2 separate regions of the Homo sapiens genome follow, and region 1 is linked to region 2. Evidence: chromatin loops called from intact Hi-C (ENCODE). Cell type or tissue: B cell. All regions are shown on one strand. Each heading gives the region's core, and the rest is flanking DNA. Links, peaks and the distances in the headings are about the cores only.

Region 1 (10,030 bases), core at 1,823-6,822, 420 kb before region 2:
AAGCATCTTTTCCCTGGAAAAGAACTTCAGGCTTCCTTGTCTGGATTTCAGTGGAGCACCCTTCTTCTTTCACCAAGTTAACCAGAACATGTTTTCAGTGCAGCCTTCCCCTCTTTACTGAAGCCCCTCTTGCTGGTCGACTACACCAGCAAGTCGGTCCTGGGGAGGACGGGGCTGGGCTCCACATGCAGAGTTCTCGGAGGCAGGAAGGGAGCGAGCCAGGGCAGAGAAGAGCACCCAGGGGGTGGCGCTGCCCAGTCCCAGGATGGTGCGAAGATGTCTCCAAGCCCTGGTTGCTGCACAGGGAAGGCAGGATGGGGCGGCGAGGCCCACGCAGGCTGTGGGTGCCATGCGTTGGTGGCAGCTTGTTCCGAGTGGGGCTGGAACAGTTGACAGCAAGCATCCTCATCGGCCTGGTAAGCTTTCTAGCTCCTCTTCCTCCGATGTTCCAGTTTCACAGCGGCCTGTACAGTTAGATCTTTCCTCGCTTTGGGGGAAGGTGTAGCTATTATAGTCTCCGAATCATGCTGTCATTAGAAATTGCACAAGACCTATGCCAGGGGAGGCGCTGACTGGCACAGGCCCTGAAAGGAACCTGAGGACAGAGAAGGAGCTCCCTGCAGCCTTCAGGCAGCCAAGCAGAGGCCTAAGTCCAAGCATGTGGCCATAGGGTCTGCTCTGTAAGCCTCAGGGCTACTGCCTTCTGCTCCAGTCCTGGGCCAAAACACCCTTCAGCAGCTCCTGCTCCATCTGAGCGAGCTGGATGTCAGCCTCCATGGGCCCTGTTGTGCATGGGGTTGATGCTTCATCTGAGTGAGCTGGGCATCTGCCTCCATGGGTCCTGTTGTGTGTAGGGTTGATGCTCCATCTCAGTGAGCTGAGCATCTGCATCTCGGGGTTCTGTTGTACATGGGGTTAATACTCCATCCGAGTGAGCTGGGCATCCGCATCTCTGGGTTTTGTGTGCGTGGGGTTAACACTCCATCTGAGTGAGCTGGGTGACTGCCTCCATGAGTCCTGTTGTGTGTGGGGTTGATGCTCCATCTGAGTGAGTGGGGCATCTGCATCTCTGTGTCCTGTTGTGTGTGGGGTTGATGCTGCATCTGAGTGAGTGGGGCATCTGCATCTCTGGGTCCTGTTGTGTGTGGGGTTGATGCTCCATCTGAGTGAGTGGGGCATCTGCATCTCTGGGTCCTGTTGTATGTAGGGTTGATTCTCTATCTGAGTGAGTGGGGCATCTGCATCTCTGGGTTCTGTTGTATGTGGGGTTGTTGCTCTGAGTGAGTGGTGCATCTGCATCTCTGGGTTCTATTTTATGTGGGGTTGATTCTCTGAGTGAGTGGGGCATCTGCATCTCTGGGTTCTAGTTTATGTGGGGTTGATTCTCTGTCTGAGTGAGTGGGGTGTTTGCATCTCTGGGTCCTGTTGTATGTGGAGTTGATTCTCTATCTGAGTGAGTGGAGCATCTGCATCTCTGGGTCCTGTTGTATGTGGGGTTGATTATCTGAGTGAATGGGGCATCTGCATCTCTGGGTTCTAGTTTATGTGGGGTTGATTCTCTATCTGAGTGAGTGGTGCATCTGCATCTCTGGGTTCTATTTTATGTGGGGTTGATTCTCTATCTGAGTGAGTGGGGTGTCTGCATCTCTGGATCCTGTTGTATATGGGGTTGATTCTCTATCGGAGTGAGTGGGGCATCTGCATCTCTGGGTTCTGTTGTATGTGGGAGTGATGCTCCATCTGAGCTGGGCGTCTGCATCTCTGGGTTTATGGATCCCTAAGCCCAACTCACTCACAGCTTGGCCCTCCATGTGCTGGTCTTTCCTCTGCCTTACCCATGTTTGGTTATTTCTTATATAACATTGGATATCTTTGGAACAGGAGAAAATTGTTAAGTGTCAATTTGCTGCCCCTTTTTTCTGTAAGTCTATCTTCTATAAAGTAATGTAGTCCCTATTATCATGATGCTATTTCACTATATAACATTATTTTCAATGCCTGCATAGTAAACACATTGTAGGGGTATAGGCTGAATTTACGTAACCAGTTACTGATATTAGAGATGCAGAGTTTTTCTAATTGTTTTACTGACAACAGCAACACAGAAATCTCCAACCTCACATGCCTACATTTCCACTATTGACTTGGAATAAATTCTTACAAGTGAAATTTAGTCAACATATATAACTTTTATGTGACAGTTGGTAAATGTTGCTAAATCAATTTTCAGAAAGCATATGCCAATATTGGTTGTACATATTTCCTGAAATCCTTGTCTGCACTAAGTAGCAACGTAAAAAAAGAAACTTTTCTGAGTAATAGGTGAAAGTTTTATCTCACTGTTTTAACTTGTACTTCTGTGGTTACCTGTGAGGTTTAACGCTTTTCAAATGATTGTTGGTGTTTTGCATTTTTTTAGTGAATAATCTGTTCGTATTCTTCTTTGTTTTGCAATATGGGCTTTAAAAAACCTATTTCTAATTTTATGTGTTAAAATTGGTAACACATATAGGGCAGAAATATGTGTTACTAGTCTGTAGTTTGGCTTTGGCTTGTGTTGAAAAGGTTTTAGAAAGTCAAACAGTTTTTTGCTTTATGTATCATCAGGAACTGTGAAGAGCTGAGGTTCCACCTCCTCCCAAGCTGACAAGTGACCCTCGGAGAAGAACCGTGAAAACCTCACAACAGTGAAGTTAGTTTAAACAAGTTACAACGACAAACACATTGTGCCATCCTTATGATTTCACCTGTTACTTAGTTCACACTGATGGGTGGCTGGTGTTTAAATGCTTTCCAAGTTCATTTCATTTATTATACAAATGCCTGTGAAATACCCAGGCAGCATCATTGCTTCCTTCTCTAGCCTCCAAACCGAATATCCTTTTGCTCAAGCATCCAGGTAAAAAAAGGGGGACCTTAGGAATTGTGAATTTGAAGCCAGAAGCCATGGTTTACCTAGGAATGGATTTACTTGCCAAGAACTGTGACACCTTTATAAATAAAGTTACTCATGTTGGCTTTTTTGCTCTTTAAATTCTTCTCTGTAAGTTACTGATGTGACAAATCAAATAATAAATTTCAGACAGCTTATATATTGACAATACAAGAAAGTCCATCCAAGAGTCTCTCAAAGCATACCTGGCACATATTAGAAGCATGTAAGTTCTGAAAAGTACTGAGTGGACATTTGTGGGGCCTTGACTTCCCTGCCACTGTCCTTTGTAACCGATGACCTCAGGTTGGGCTGGGATGGGTTTGTGTCTCCCACCAACCCTAGGCCGCACACGGGGCTCTTGGGTGAGTGAGAGGCTTCCCCGCTGCAATCACAGTCCTGAGCAGAACAACAGACCGGAAGCAGCGCGGAGCCTGGGAGTGGAGGTGCAGCCTGGGTGGATGCGGGTTTCCCGGCTGCTTCAAGGGCACACAGCGCTTTCTCATTTCTTACCCTCCCAAGTCTTCACCATTGTCCTGGCAGGTTTATGACCCCCATCCTACAGGGCGTCACCTTTATGTCGACAGCACATTGAAATACGTATGCAATTAGTGGATTTTCCAGGGTAACAGCTGCAAGCTGTTGTGGAATTCTGCACATTAATACGTGGTCATTGTAAAAATGTGTTCATGAGAACTCTTGAGAGGTACTGACATGTCTGACGATAGATTCCGAGTGAAAACACTTCCTGTGATGACCACAGAACATGATCAATTTTATAAGAGCCTTGGTTCTCACTGGACATGGTGATGATGGCCTCGAATTTCAGTTTCCCTTCAGGAAAGGTATATAGGCATACTCGACATAGTTATTTATAAGATCACTGTAAGGATCAAAAGATATGTGTTAGATTCCCTAAACTGCACGTCTGTTAACGGCTTTGGTGGGGCTGGCGATGCGGTGGTGCTGATCTGATCCCCAGAATGATGTGGAGCATACAGAATGCGTCCTGTGCTGCTCACTCCAGGACCAGAATAGAGAAAAGGAAATGTGACATGTAGCTGCTGCGTGAAAGAGATGCCCGGCCCGACGTGGGGCCAGAGTCGTGGATCCTGCACAGGTTGGTCTCCTGAGCTGTGAAAGGGGAACGTCAGGATCTGGGGCCGCATACCTCCTTGGCTCTGCAGAGCTTTTCCAGTTCGTTCCCCGTTCTGTCTGAGAAAGACATCTTTTCCACTAACCCTCCAGAGGGCACCACAGCACCATGCCAGAGGCCCCTGTTTGGCTGCTTGGGGAAAATTTCTGTCACTTATTCAGAAAGAGAAGTCTAATATTTTTGATTGAGGAACGTCACCCGGAGCTGAAGGGAATGAGCCGGGAAGCACAGGGCTTCGGTTTCCTGTGTTCATTTGAATGAGGTTAACCACATCCCAAATCAGTTGTAAAGTCAGTTTTTACTGTCCAGAAACAGACCTAAATACATACACAGGTGAACACACAGAGTCACATGTGCACACATGTGAACACAGAGACACGTGCACACGTGAACACACAGAGACATGCGCACATGTCACAACGCAACGTACACAGTGCAGGTTTACATATACACTCTCACTTGTGCATGTAAGCTCACACTCATGCACATACCCACACGATACATGCAGCAGTGTACTCTCACGTGTGCACACGTGCACACATGTAGGCGCCTGGAGACATCACTGATTTCATTTTTCCGTTACATTAGAAAACACCCATGCTGCACCTGCACCCACACAGATGATGATGTGAATGAATAAGTGCATTTACATGGTCTAGTTTCAGGAATGCTTTTTTTTTTTTTTTTTGAGACGGAGTCTCACTCTGTCGCCCTGGCTGGAGTGCAGTGGCATGATCTCGGCTCACTACAACCTCCACCTCCTGGGTTTCAGCGATTCTACTGCCTCAGCCTACCGGGTAACTGGGATTACAGGCACCTGCCATCACGCCCAGCTAATTTTTTAGTATTTTTAATAGAGTCTGGGTTTCACCATATGGGCCAGGCTGGTCTCGAACTCCTGACCTCAGGTGATCCACCCATCTCGGCCTCCCAAAGTGCTGGGATTACAAGCGTGAGCCCCCGTGCCCGGCCCACGAATGCTTTTTAAAGAAGACCTATCCAGTGAAGTAACATGATGAGAATGGAGGGACTGAGAGGCTGCTCTGTGGGGGCTGTGCTATGATAGGGATGAGCCTCACAAGATGCTGCAGGCCCGAGGAGCTCACCACTTCTGCCTGCTGGACACTGGGAGGCTCAGACACACGAAGAGAAAGGATGAAGGGCCCCACCCTGGCCCTTGACGCGCTGCTGGCCTCAGGAACTACTTTTAAGTAGAGAGTAGAAGTTGGAAGCTGAAGTGATACGCCCTCCTTCGCTTGACCTTATCTGTGGTCTCAGAAGACTCGGGCGGCTGGAAACGTCCACGGGAAATGGGGGCGAGGCTGCACTCTACACCCAAGGCCCACCTGCACCATCCAGGGCCCAGCCTCGGCAGCTCCGGGTGCACAGCAGGTAGCGAGAGCACTGCAGGTAGTGGGAGCACTGCAGGCAGCGAGTGCACAGCAGGGAGCGGGAGCACAGCAGGGAGCGGGAGCACTTCAGGGAGCGTGTGCACTGCAGGGAGCGGGAGCACTACAAGGAGCAGGTGCGCTGCAGGGAGCAGGAGCACTGAAAGGAGTGGGAGCACTTCAGGTAGGTGCACAGCAGGTAGCAGGAGCACAGCAGGGAGTGGGAGCACTGCAGGGAGTGGGTGAACTGTATGAGCAGGTGCACAGCAGGTAGCAGGAGCTCTGCAGGGAGGGGGAGCTCTGCAGGGAGCGGGAGCACTGCAGGGAGCAGGAGCACTGCAGAGAGCGGGTACACAGCAGGGAGCGGGTGCACAGCACGGAGTGGGTGCACTTCAGGGAGTGGGTACACAGCAGGGAGTGGGTACACAGCAGGGAGCGGGTGCACAGCAGGGAGTGGGAGCACTGCAGGGAGCAGGAGCAGTTCAGGGAGCCGGTGCACAGCAGCTCTGTCCTTAGATAGAAGCCCGACTGGGAGACCCGCTCCTCGTTCCCCTGCTCTCAACCGAGGCCCAGCCGACGTCCCTGCGGCTTCTGCCTTACATCCCGGCCCTGCTTCCCGCTCAGCGGCTTTCACCGCTGCCTGCCTCTCCCTGCGGCCTGGCTGAGGAGCAGGTGGGCTCCGCCTCCCATTAGCAGCATTGCCTCCGTCCAGCACAAAGACCAAGACTTGTCTCTGAAAAGCGTCTGCAGCACGCGTGGGAACCGCCGCTCAGCAGCTCTTCTTCTGGCACCCACAGGGCCTTCTGGGATTTACAATGTTTCAAATAAAGAGATAACATGAAAAATAAAATGCTGACCAGTAAATGACGCTATGAGGGCAACCACTGTCTATACTCAAAAAACCTCATGCTGTTTCTATAGTATTACATTTTAAATGTATAGACTTCATTTTTTTAAATCAGTTTTAGGTTTACAGAAAATTGAGTGGAGTTCCAATACTCCATCCAGTCCCAATTTCTCCTGTTACTTACTTATTGGCTTACTGCCCTGCATTTGCTAAAATCAGCAAACGTACACGGACACTCATCGTCCCCCAGAGTAACCCGTCGCTTCCATTAGGCCTCCATCTTGCTGTTGTACTTCCTGTGGGTTTGGACAAACGTGCAATGCTGCGTATCCCCCATGGTAACATCACACGGAGGAGCACCACTGCCCTAACAGTCCTCCCTGCTCCACCTGCTCCCTCCCTCCTCCCAACCCCTGGTAACCACTGATCTTTTTCCCGTCTCCATAGTTTGACCATTTCCAGAATGTCATAGAGTTGGAGTCACGCAGAGGCGGCCTATTCAGATTGGCGGCTTTTACCCAGAAACATGCATTTAAGGTTCTTCTGTGTCTTTCCATGGCTTAGTTTTTTTGACACTGAAGTATGTTCCCTTGTCTAGATGAATCATAGTTTATTTATCCACTCACTGAGGTTATTTATCCACAATTTTTATCCACTCACCTCCTGAAGGTTATCTTGGTTAATTCCAGGTTTAGGCAATTATGAGTAAAGCTGCTATAAACACTTATGTGCAGGTTTCGTGTGGACATAAACATTCAGTTCATTTTGGTAAATGTCAAAACATGTAATTGCTGGATTGTCTGTTTAGTTTTGTAAGGAACTGCTGGACTATATTCTTTCTTTCTTCCTTCCTACCTACCTTCCCTCCTTCCTTCCTTCCTTCCCTCCCTCCCTCTCTCCTTCCTTCCCTCCCTCCTTCTTTCCTTCCTTCCTTTCTTCCCTTCTTCCTTCTTTTCTCCCTCCCTCCCTTCCTTCCTTTCTTTTTTTTTTCTTGACTATTCTTGGCAAAGCAGAACATATCAAAACCATGAATGAAGCCCATCGGGCCTCACAGATGTAGGAGACATGCAGTGTGATAGCAGATCCACTTCAGACCACATGTGCTGTGAGCATATTTGAGAAAGGCTGGAAGACAGCAGGGTCATCATAGCTTTGGAGCATTTGGGTTTGAGGACCTGGGAAAATGGTGAAGCTGTGGGAATCTCAGGAAAGTCACAGGAAGGGTTGGCACGACCTGTGTGAGAGGAAAAGGAAATGAGTGAGGAACGTGGAAAGAAAAATGCAGGGTCTGGGGAATGGTTGGAGAGGGTTCTGTCTGTGGAACTGCCGTTAAGAACGAGTGTGGTTCATATGCGACCACCGACTCCCCTACCCCCCTCGACCTCTGGTGAAAGCCTGGAGGACAATGCGATGGAATAAGAAATAACATATGTGGACCTGAGATGAGGCCACATTTTGGTCTGTTAGACAGCGGGGAAAAAAAAAACAAAGAAAAAAATAGAGAGGGAGAGGGAGAGAGAGAGAAAGAGTGAAAGAAAGAGACAAAGAAATAAGAAAAGAAAGAGAGAGAGAAAGAAAAAAGAAGGAAAGAAAGATATGAAACAAAAACCTGAGGTCACCCCTTGCAGGACCCTTAGCTGGGCTCAGCTGTAGTATTGGGTTCCACACATTTCTCCTCTGAACACCTTTACAACATGATGAATGTTTTTATTTCCAAGGTTAATTTTCAAGTTTACATTCCAAATTATATTTCACATTCTATAGATGTCAGTATTTTTCTAGTTTCTCCAATTTTCTGATGTCAATGAAAACTATCCAGAAGGGTGGCAAAGGCACCCAGTCTATGGGTCTGAGACTGACTGCAGGTGGGGAGAGGAGATGCCTGCGGGGACACTGCCTGTGATCTGTGCAGGGCGCCCAGAAGTACGGACAGAGGGTGGCCTAATGACTTACTAGAAACTGAATAGGAATCGAGAAAAGGGATCCCAGCACATGGAGACTGCATCCCTCGGTTCCAGGAAATGCAGGGTGCAGAGGTTTGCTGTTGAGTTATCATCCCTGGGTACAGAGCTATGGGTCCTGGAGCTGCCGCATGCCTGGATGTGGCACAGGCTTCAGTACACGGCAGAAGTTGATTAATAAACGAAACTACAGGGATTAAGGATGATTTGGTTTTTTTTCCAAGATTCAGTTTGCAAATAAGTAAATAAATAAATAAATAAAAATAAGTTAAAGTTCGGTTTGGTTGTTTTTGTTACAACAACTGCACTAAGCAATAATGATAACTAGCAATTCAAAGCTTATGTCTCAATTGAAATGTAGATGATAATCCACACACCATTTCAGAAAAAATAATATGTTTCCATCATAAAACATGGAGGTTTAGTAAGAATAGTGCTTTAAGTTAATAATAATTTCTTAGACATTTACAGAGATCTATACACTAATGATTAATTTTATCTAACTAGTTCCACTCTGTTTGTTGAGAACACCTCTATTTCTAAAAATATTCCTGTAGTTGGTTTCTGGAAAAGCCCGTGGAAGGCGCCTACATCCCCAAGGCAGCTCCTAGTGCTGTTGATGTGGCGCCCTGGCACGTGGTCACCCAGTTGCAATCTCTCCTGTGGGCCATCGGATCTAAGTTATGCAAGCTGTAGGTGTTTACCCAGGAAGGTTTTCAGCAAGGCCTGTAGAGACCCAGCGGCCAGCAGGGAGGTGACCCAGATCCTCCCTGCAGCACCAGCCATGTGGTCCATAGAGGAGGCTGTTGAGAAATACAGAGAAAGGAAGATGAAAAATGTGGGTTTATTAAAATTCTGTTGATAAAGTGAGAAGATTCAGTACATATTGAATGTAATTACAATAGGATAGAACAAGAAGAATTAGAGAGAGACTATATTTGCAAAAAAATGAGTAAACAATTTGATTACAAAAGCATGCTGTCTATCAAGCAGAATAAATACAAAACAAAGATACATCTGGACATACTGGAGTAAAATTGAGAATAACCAGTCTAAACGTAAAATATGTAAGACAGAGAGAAAACTTTGGCACTGTCTAATAAGAATGACAATTCGGTAGACTGCAGACCTCCAAAAGCAATACTAAAAGTTAAGAGAAGTTTGGAATAATCCCTTAAAATGCTGATAGAAAATAATTGTCAACCTGGATGTGTGTGCCCTGTAAAATTATATTTCATGAATAAGAACAAATTTAAAACATTTCAGCTGAAGAAAATTGGGAGGGTTTACTACACACAGACTCCCTGAAGAAACTACTAAGAGATGTCCTCCTTTTACCAGGTGATAGTAAAAGAAGTAAGAAGTTATGGAAGAAAATGAATTGGTTATTTGTTTAAATCTAAAACACATTACAGAAAATTATGATGATTGTGACATTAATGATATTATAATAATAACATGCATTTGAGAGAGAGAGAGAAAGATAAAGTACTGGACAGCAGTAACCGATAATTCAGGAGAACACAATTGAACATAATCTAATTGTTCAAGCTCTTTATTCTTTACTTTTTAGGAGAAGACTACAGATATTGCTATGGGCTGGATCGTGTGCTCTCAGAATTTATACGTCCATTCCTAGCCACCAGTGGGACTGTATTTGGTGGTGGCTCCAATAAGGAGATCATCAGGGTAGAAGGAGGTCACCGGGCGGGGCATGGTCCCATCAGGCTGGTGTTCTGATAAGAG
Region 2 (10,030 bases), core at 4,850-9,849:
TCCCAAGTCTTCCTAGAGTTTTACTCATCAGAAAGTCTACAGGCAGCCAGTTCCAACATTTTTGGCAAGAACAACAAAATATATTAAATTTATACTATATATTATAGATAGTTACAAAATATATTTTTAAATTTTAAATTCTTATTTTAAATTAGTATTGAAGTCTGTTAATTGCAGGAAGAAGATACATAACAGGGAGGTTTGGCCAGGTTTTGTTTAACATCCTTTGGGGCCCAAGGATTTTATAATTTCTGAGATGAGAGTTTAGAGTTTCTGACTCTCAGCATAGATTTGATTTATTAGGAGAAATAGAGATGATACTGTCAATGAGGATTTCCAGTCATTTCCTTTGATAGGCTATGCTGTGGTAATGCTTCATTGTGTTACCAAAAAGGGGTCCCGATCCAGACCCCAAGAAAGGGTTCTTGGACCTGGTGCTAGAAAGAACTCAGGGCAAGTCCATAAAGTAAAAGCAAGTTTATTAAGAAAGTAAAGGAATAAAGAAGGGCTACTCAATAGGTGGAGTAGTGGCATGGGCTGCTCAACTAAGGATACTTACAATTGTTTTTCAATTATATGCTAAACACGGAGTGGATTATTCGTGAGTTTTCTGGAAAAGGGGTGGGCAATTCCCGGAACTGAGAGGTCCTCTCCTTTTTAGACCATATAGGGTAACTTCCTGATGTTGCCATGGCATTTGTAAACTGTCATGGCGCTGGTGGGAGTGTCTTTTGGCAGCTAACGCATTAGAATTAGTGTATAATGAGCAGTGAAGATGACCAGAGGTCACGTTCATTGCCTTCTTGGTTTTGGTGGATTTGGCCAGCTCCTTTACTGCATGCTGTTTTATCAGCAAGGTCTTCGTTACCTGTATCTTGTGCGGACCTCCTGTCTCATCCTGTGACTTGGAATGCCTAACCTTCTGGGAATGCAGCCCAGTAGGTCTCAGCCTTATTTCACCCAGCTCCTATTCAAAATGGAGTCCCTCTGGTTTGAACACCTCTGACAATTGTATATGAGAAGAATGAAATAATAATAAATTTCTCACTTCTATTTAGCAGAATTTTTCATTAAAATATCTTTTGTTATGTTTCAGTGAATAACCCTATACCTTCCAATTTGAAATCAGAAGCAAAAAAGGCTGCCAAAATATTAAGAGAATTCACAGAAATAACTTCCAGAAATGGACCTGATAAGATCATTCCTGGTAGGTAAATAGGATGAGTGCTGTTTGTCTCTAAATGTCTTTTTCCTAAGTTGTTTTTTGCATTGTTCGACACTCCATTTCAGGCAGAAGCCTCCATCAATGCCAACAAGTAGTTCAGCCACCTTTTGTTCCACCACCTTTTTTCTCATGACTGATCCAGGGATGCTTTGGAAACTACTACCTGTTCATTACAACTTCTGGTTATTTCCAAAGGGTGTTCACAGCATAACTTGTTTCATGCAAAGGAGATCCAAATGCCAATTAACTTTGGCAATGTTACAGACCAACCTCCCTCTTAATTAATCACAGCACGTGACTCTGAGCTCTGTTTTAAAAATTTGTTATTGATAGAATAATCTTAATAATGATAAAATAATGATATTAATTATTGTTGCATTCCTGCCACTTCTCCCATCATGAGAAAACAGTCATCATAAGGCCTTGCTACTCCAGGTGGAAGGGGTCTGGACAGGGCCAGCTGCAGACCAGGCAAACCAGCAGGGCCTCTTCCCTCCCTGTCTCTCCCTTTTGCATAGGCTTTTTCTCCTGCCTCCCATCCCAGGGTGCCAGCGCCCTAAACACCACATGTTCCTGCTCCACTTGAGCTCTCTGCAGCCTCGCCTGTCCTTTGCATCGCGTGCTAAGAACTCTGCAAGCTAACCTCGCAAACTCACCAGCTAATCTCATACATAAATTTTAATTTTGTGTTTCCTCCTTCCACATAAGACATTTACATTCTCTAGCGGTTTAAGACATTAATCAGTAATTCCTAACACAGATGTGCATCAGTATCCCCTAGACCATAAAGGCACAGTTCTTAAACCTCACTCCAAACCTGCTGAATCAGACTTTTAGTGCAGTGTGTCCAGGAATGCATGTTTTAAACATGTTTCTCATGTAATTCTTAAGTAGTCAGTGACACATAAGATCAGTCCAGAGGGGAGCCTTTGAAAACCACTATCTGTTCATCACCACTTCTAGTTATTTCCAAAGGGTGTTCATAGCATACTTGTCTCATGCCAGTTAGCCTGGACAGTGTTACAGACCAGCCTCCCTCTTAGTTAATCAGAGTGCATGACTCTGGGTCCTGCATTAAAGAGATAAAGTTAATTTTTCTAAGCCAGATATCTAAAGTTATTTAATAGAACTTTAATGCTTTAAAAATTTGTTGTTGTTTTAATAATCTTAATCATGATATTAATTGTTGTTGCATTGGCCCGGTGACTTCTCCTGTCTTGAGGAAACGGTGCTTGTTAGAGCCTTACTGCTCCAGGTATAGTCTGAATCTGCAGCTTGGCATCCCCTGGGAGCTTGTGAGAAATCTGCTCAGACGTCACAAATCAGTCTGCATTCCTCCCAAGGTCCCAGTGAGGTGCACACACACACTAGTTTCAGAAGCGCTGCTTTAGAGCTTAAAGAAAACTCAACAAGAAAAACTAGATTTTCAGTATCAGTATTCTGAAGGAGCCCGTCTCAGTGGGTGAAGCTCAGAAAAAGAAATTCTGTTTGCATGTTAGTCTAAGTAAGAGATTGCCCCAAAGCATGGGTGTGGCAACGATGGAAGTTCCACAGCCAACAGAGATCCAGGCCCACTTCTCCTGGGAGTCTGGTGGGGGGCATTATGTTTACATTAAAACAAAGATGCTATTTCATAGGATAAACAGTTGCATCTACAAAATATTTAAACAAGACATCTAGATCTTAAAACCTTCCCAGTGGTGTGTTTGGCCTCCTCTAATGTTAGGATTCTAAGAAGTAGGTGAAACTTAATTTAGCAATTAAATCTATAATTGGTACATTCTATGTTATAAATCAAAAGCTAATTGGCAGATTATTCAGGGATTATTAATATGTTAGTGTCCCTGAATTTGAGTGGAAATCTGTAAAAATATAATTGACATGTGGAATATGTCCATTTTAAAATGTGCTTTTGTTAATATCTAATATTCCCAATAGGGGCAATAGCAACTCTAGAAGCATCGAGAACAGAATGTGAGGAAGACATTCTGCCAACAGGTGGCTGTAAAAATAAATCTGCACAACATATAATACAGCTTTCAATCTTGTTACAATATAATTATAACCTTTTAAAATACAAAAATAAAGTACACTTAGTAGACAGCCATCCAGGATGCAACCTTATTTTCTGTAGCTTTCTTATTAAGAACAGCTCCACAAATGTTCTGCATGCAAACTTCATGGTGTTGGATGAATTATTTCCAAGAGTCGGTTCTTAATTTAAACTTTGAAATGGTGGCATAATTACATGAGAATTTTAGTGTTCTCTTGGGTCATCTGCAAAGCTTTTGCTCTGTGTACTAGAGCCCCATGTCTGACTTCACTTCCTTGGCAGAATATTTGATAAAAATAATAATAAGTTAAACTACCTTAAAGTTATATGTTAGGCTTCCCTCGTTAGTTTGAATGAGGTGTTATTGTGTCGTAAATTCACAGAATCGTGTGGCACTATATTCAGTGGATACATATACCAATAACCCTCATTTTATGTAATGAACATCTCTGACATGTGAATAAACCAATATTTTTAAATGGAATTATATTATCAGTGTACTAATAGTTAAGTGGTACTCAAATGCTATAGCAGATCATTTTATAAAGTTGAAAATGTTTTAACATTGGAAAATTACTTAATTTTTCTGTTTTTGAATCCAAATTTTTATATTAATACAAGGTTAATTTAGCTACGTGGCTTTAAGATCAAAGTTCTAATTCATGCTGCCTTTTTGTAATTTTTAAAGTTTCTCCTTAATACTATATGGATCTTAATTTCTTTGAAAATGTAGCTTTTATCTTTTATGTACTATATCCTAAATTAATTGAAATTGCCAAAATATTTGCCCTGCTAATAGATAGCAATAAAATCTCTTTCAAATATCTAATTTATTTTGTCAGTTACAGGATGTGAGGATATTTATGATGTTGTGTTTAGCACTGCAAAAATAGCAAACACAAAAAACATTCATGGGAATAGAGAGGCCTCGTGCCCATCTGTTGAGTGACTGACTTTTGTTCATTGCTCCTGTGTGCCCCGAATTCCTAGAGATAACCTCTGTGTACACTGACTCTGTTTAACACTTGCTCGTCTATCCAGGCACATAGATCAAAATGCTTACCTTCCCATTGTTTTCCACGTTAACAGCTCACGTAATTGCGAAGGCTAAAGGCCTTGCAATTCTGTCTGTGATCAAAGCCGGGTTCCTGGTGACTGCCAGAGGAGGCAGCGGGATTGTAGTGGCGCGCCTTCCAGATGGAAGTAAGTTGGCGTCTGTTCACTGGAGTAGAGAGTCTTCATTCTTTGTTCTGTCTGTTTTCATGTGAACACATTGCATAGCGAGTAGGACAGGTTTCCTGCATATCAACTAAAACTTATGTAATAAGGGCTACTCGACTGAACGTGCAGTTTGGTGTCAGTGAACAAGCCACAGGAACCAGCCTTTCCGTCTCTCTCTGTCCTCAAAATATTAGAGAAGACAAGACAGGTAGATATAACTTTGTTTTGCATGCATTTTGTAATTCTTCCGTGGAGCAAATATTGAAACATGGCAGTATGTGCATTTCTTTTGTTTAATATGAATTCTTATTCCTCAACTTCATGGTGTAGCTGCTTTCTTTTGTTTTATGGAAATTGATATGAAAATAAGGGGCCATATGTGAATTTCTTTGTTTCTGTGGTAGATCATAAAAACTGTGACATTTGAAGAGTTTTCCCCAAGGCAGAATCATATCAAGAGCAGTATCATCGAGTTTTACTTTCTGGGATGAAATCTACTACTTGATTCTTTAGAGATGAAATCAAAATATTTGCCATGAATCCCAAGTACTAACATTTATAGTAGTATTTAAAATGGACACAGGTGTGTCAAAACTAACTAAAATGTTTTTTATACCAATTTAACATTTGCTGTTCAGTGAACACGTTTTTCTATTAGTAGCAGTTTTTTAGCATAATTTTATTTTATTTTGAGAGAGCATGGGACACTTACAGACAATAAATATACAATATATACATTTGTGAAATATATGGCCTTGAAATAGCAGTCAGCAGATTCACCATTTCTTACCAAGGTATCCCCGCAGTCAACAAAAACCTCTTCCTTATTATGTGGATCAGTTTTCATAGCTCAATGTGTGGCTTTGAAAATGAGAAGAAAATAATTCTCTTTTTCTCAAGCATTATCCAAATTTCCATGAGCAGACTTCTCAGCAGTAAAACCAAACAAAGTAGAGGCACATTCCAAGGGAGCCCATTGTCAGATGGGACTCAGAGTCTGTGAGAAAGTCCCTGCATGTCTCAGGTCCCCAACTGCTCCATTGATGGGGTGACTTGCTGACCAAGGGTAGGGACAGTCAATACCAAGCCCTGGGCTCCTCTCAGAGCCCCAGCAAACCTTTCTACTGGTTTTAAAACCTACATTTCTCTCCCTTCTTCCTGAGCTGCAGCTGCTGACTCTGCTGAGAGTAATTTAAAAACTGTCCAAATAAGACACAACATGTTCCCCAGGATCCTGGCCAAGACCAGCCATCTTAACACAGGGACAGTTCCTAACATAGGGAACGAAAAATTATCAGACACTAATTTCTGTAAGCCAAACTTCTCTAAGCCTGGGTAGGATAGTTCTGGATATATTTCAGCAATATTCTAGTATCTAGCATGCATGGTAGCAACCATTTTCAAAAAGTGCTTTGGCCAGACCATCCCCCCACCAAATTGAAAATACATTTTTCTAGACTTGTTTAACATGAGTTTCTATATCAAGAAAAATAAGCATATAGTAATCCTAAAATGTGCCGTATCATGGCAAATGGAATTACTGTACTTAGTTTCTAAATGTGATTTATCTTGTTAGAATTTTAATAACCTTGAATTTATAGCCTATTTATTCTGCTTAAGCACGAGAGGTGTTAAAACAGTTTTTGCCCTCAGAAATTTACAATGGAAACAATTATTATGTTACCGTTAGATAATCAACTCTCTCGAATCCTTCTGATCTCTTAAATCTGTGACAAAATTCTAGCTGAAGACTAGACCTACAGCTAAGTTGTTCTATAAAAATATTGACAGTTGAAGTTACCAAGTGCTCTGTATGGCTAATGGTTAGGGAACCAGTAGTTGGTGGTCTTATGCATGTTGGTAGAGAAAGATTAGAGGACATGGGCTTGTGAGGCTATGAGACTCATAATGAATATCTAATACTTTAAAAATATTTTTAACTTTTTAAAAATTACATATTCTTTTTGAAGATCACTTTAAAATCAGGGGAAATACCAAGTCTCATTATTTTCAATAGAAGCACTCTTTAGATTTTAGCATTTTTCCTTCCTATATTTACATGTCGAGGGTGTTTTAATGTTAGGATAACGTTCGTTTGTTTTTTTATTAGAATGGTCTGCACCCTCAGCCATTGGGATAGCTGGCCTTGGTGGAGGATTTGAAATAGGAATTGAGGTAAGTAGCTTGTGCACGTCCATACAACTGCCATATCCTCTGAAGACACCTAAGATGCAACCTGTGAAAACTGAGAGGTTTCCTAGCGTTCTTATTGTTACCATTGGCACTTAGGAAAAATTGTTTCCTTTATTTTCTCGATGAATGTCTAACTAAAGCTATCTGATGGTTCCCATTTACTTTCCTTTTCTTTCCTTAGTAGTAGGATTTCTTTCATTCGCCATTTTATCTGCTTCTGTCTCATGCACATTTGTATAACAGGCACATCCCAACACCTGGCCAGCTGTCATTGGCAGTTTATGGACTGCTCATGGCAAAGCCACTGTTCTCCTTCAGTGGGCATTGAAATTACGTGGGCAGTGCATCATCATTTGTGGCAAAATCCAGTTTTGTAACATATGATATTCAAATCCCTCCACATTCTTTAAGTAAAGAAGAACTTCACGTTATTTCAGTTTATAATGTTGCTCCTGGGATTGTGGCGTCTGTCGGGCAGACATGCACACTCACAGAGGCCTCCTACACGGGGATCCTCTTAGGGCTGATGCTCATCTTCAGTCTGTCGTTTTGCAAGGGCCTGGAAATTGAATCTCCTGGTATGCTCAACTCATTTTCTTCTCAAATTTCAGTCCATTTCTTCCTAAGCTATCCTTTGTAGATTTGCCCTGTTGACATAGTTGTAAATTCCCTCAGCCTTATTAGGAGGAAGTATTTCTAACTCTTTTTTCATCTTTATTCAATCTTTCTTACTCACTGCTGTATAAATTTGTAGTATAAAAGGAACATATTTTAGTTTTGCTTATCATGACTGCATTTTTGTACCATGTGCAACCAAATCAAAGCTTTCAAAAATATCGCCCTCTGGTGGAAAGTGCATTTTCATCAGTGATTGTGGCTTCCCTCCCCTTCCTCCTCCCTTCCCTCCCTCCCCTCTCTTCCCCTTTCCCCACCTCCACCCAGTCCCCTGGCCCTCCTTGTAGAAGGGCCTTTTTCTCTCAATAGATCATGCTGCTAAACTGTGCTAAGTCACAACCTGTTCTTCCCACAACCCTCTGGCTCCTTGTGAGGCTGGGGGCATGCTTTGAGCATTTATTTCAAAAATGATGAGAGACTCAGAAATGATGTCTGTATTAAATTTCAATATATTAGAGACCAAAAATTGAGAGTTTCCATGGTAATTCTTTGAAAATTTTGGACTTTTAGCCATAGGGCACATTAGAAGCCCTGAAAAACAAGAGCAAGTAAAATGTAGTCCCTTCATCCAGTAAATGAAATAGAAAGACTTTAAGCATTTTATAGACTGATACATAGTATTTTTTTTCTTTTTTCTCTTTTTTTTTTTGAGATGGAGTTTCACTCTTGTTACCCAGGCTGGAGTGCAATGGCATGGACTCAGCTCACTGCAACCTCCACCTCCCAGTTTCAAGCGATTCTCCTGCCTCAGCCTCCCGAGTAGCTGGGACTACAGGCGTGCACCACCACACCCAGCTAATTTTGTATTTTTAGTAGAGATGGGGTTTCACCATGTTGGTCAGGCTGGTCTGAAACTCCTGACCTCAGGTGATCCGCCCACCTCGGCCTCCTAAAGTGCTGGGATTACAGGCATGAGCCACCGTGCTGGGCCTTAGACTGATACACAGTATTATTTTATTTTTATTTTTATTTTTTTTTAGTTGTGATGATTCAATAGTTTATTGTTTTGTTAACAATTCTCAAGACTGGTGCGCTGCACAGTGGAATTGCTGTTCATATTTTTGACAAAATAAGACCATCCTGGGCCATGGGGTGACTACTTTACACATAAATAATCAATCTTCTCCTCTCAAACCAGTATTATTTTTAAAAGACAATACGAGACAGTGGTGAGCTGTAAGAGAGAAGACTGGGTCAGACCATTCTGGCTCCAATTCTGACCTGGGTGCTTCCAGTCTGTGATGTTAGGAAGTAGCTTTTCTTCTCCACACCTCAGCTTCTACATCTGCAAAACACAGTTAAAGATAGCCTTATATGAGTCTCTGGGCTTATATTGATGATTAAATATGGATTTATACAGTAAAAGCCCTTGAAATGACACAAAATATAATTTTATTTTTAATATCTTCTTCATCTTTGCAGCTTATTTAGGCTTGCCATTTACAGAAACTTTTTATTGCAAAGCCTGTCTTCATGACAGTATGGAAATTAACTATGGAATTTCATTTAAATAACATAACTATTAACTTTTAAATGTCAATTTCAAACAGAGATAAGAAGCATCTCCTAGGGATTGGAGACATGAGTTTTAAACTTCTTAACCATGATCTGACTTTGCTTCTCAGAGCCCCACAGATAAGTCTCTGCGTGTAATTGTGAGTGTGCAGTGATGTCACAGCAGTCGGCTATTTTTCAATGTTAACAGAAAGCACTGTTTGCTCTCCATGAAGCACTCTCTGATTCTGTCTGAGCCTCCATCCTAACAGAGCACTCCCGCCTGCTGTCTTAATGAGGGAGGGAGTCAGAACGGGAGCATGGGGTATCCAGAGTGGTTCCCTCAGGCTGTTCTCATCACAGCAGATCTGGTGCCCACTGAGACCACGGAGGGGCTGGAGGGTAGACACGTCCTTCCTGAAGGGACCAACCTCTGAGGGCACTTCTGACTCAGGTCACTGGCTGAGCTGAGCATCCCCTTTGGACCTGGCTTCTCTGGGAACTTGCCCCTACCATGTCCTAGCAGCCACAAATAGTAAGGACCAGCCCTCAAGTGCACTGTGAGTACCGGGAAGGCCGAGACTTTCTCAAACTTCACACCTACGTCCACAGAGACTGACGAGACACCCATGAATGCTTCCTTTTCTGTAAAATGGGACAATGACAGGACCTGTAACCACACAGGGTTTTCCTTTCAAGCACATAGATGGCACACACGTAATCGGTTAGTACTATCCAATATTTGTTGAATAATTTAACTATCTGCCTTTCTTTCTTTCTTTTTCTTTTCTTTTCTTTTCTTTCTTTCGTTCTTTCTTTCTTTTTCTTTTCTTTCTTTCTTTCTTTCTTTCTTTTGAGGCAGAGTCTTGCTCTGTCGCCCAGGCTGGAGTGCAGTGGAGCAATCTCAGCTCACTGCAACCTCTGCCTCCTGGGTTCAAGTGATTCTCCTGCCTCAGCCTCCTAAGTAGCTGGGACTACAGGCGCCCGCCACCATGCTCGGCTAATTTTTTGTATTTTTAGTAGAGATGGGGTTTCACTGTGTCAGCCAGGATAGTCTCGATCTCCTGACCTCGTGATCCGCCTGCCTCGGCCTCCCAAAGTGCTGGGATTAAAGGCGTGAGCCACCGCTCCAGGCCATTTTTTTTTTTTACAAAACTTGTACACATGCT

Evidence for each region. Hi-C counts contacts between places; a loop is a spot of excess contacts. Peaks named below come from ENCODE experiments on the same cell type or tissue, not always from the same donor. Only the 100,000 strongest peaks of a DNase experiment are listed, where the experiment ranks them.
Region 1: a loop joins it to region 2, with 28 times the contacts of the local background. A loop is called at or near these places in 6 of 110 quality-filtered maps.

What each region holds. Positions count from the first base shown.
Region 1 is chr2:656,881-666,910 of GRCh38, reverse strand. TMEM18 (transmembrane protein 18) reads left to right here. Exons shown (of 5, transcript NM_152834.4): 5 at 1-3,034. Among named protein-coding and RNA genes, the nearest start is that of TMEM18-DT, 15 kb to the left of the region's middle. RefSeq lists an enhancer at 5,727-6,302. In B cell, for the core only: no CTCF peak of the experiment used is centred there; DNase peaks (open chromatin) are centred at 4,160 and 4,470.
Region 2 is chr2:244,182-254,211 of GRCh38, reverse strand. SH3YL1 (SH3 and SYLF domain containing 1) reads left to right here. Exons shown (of 10, transcript NM_015677.4): 2 at 1,097-1,207; 3 at 4,368-4,481; 4 at 6,610-6,674. Among named protein-coding and RNA genes, the nearest start is that of SH3YL1, 15 kb to the left of the region's middle. RefSeq lists a silencer at 837-1,037. In B cell, for the core only: CTCF peaks have their summits at 7,319 and 7,523 (motif pointing left); a DNase peak (open chromatin) is centred at 7,541.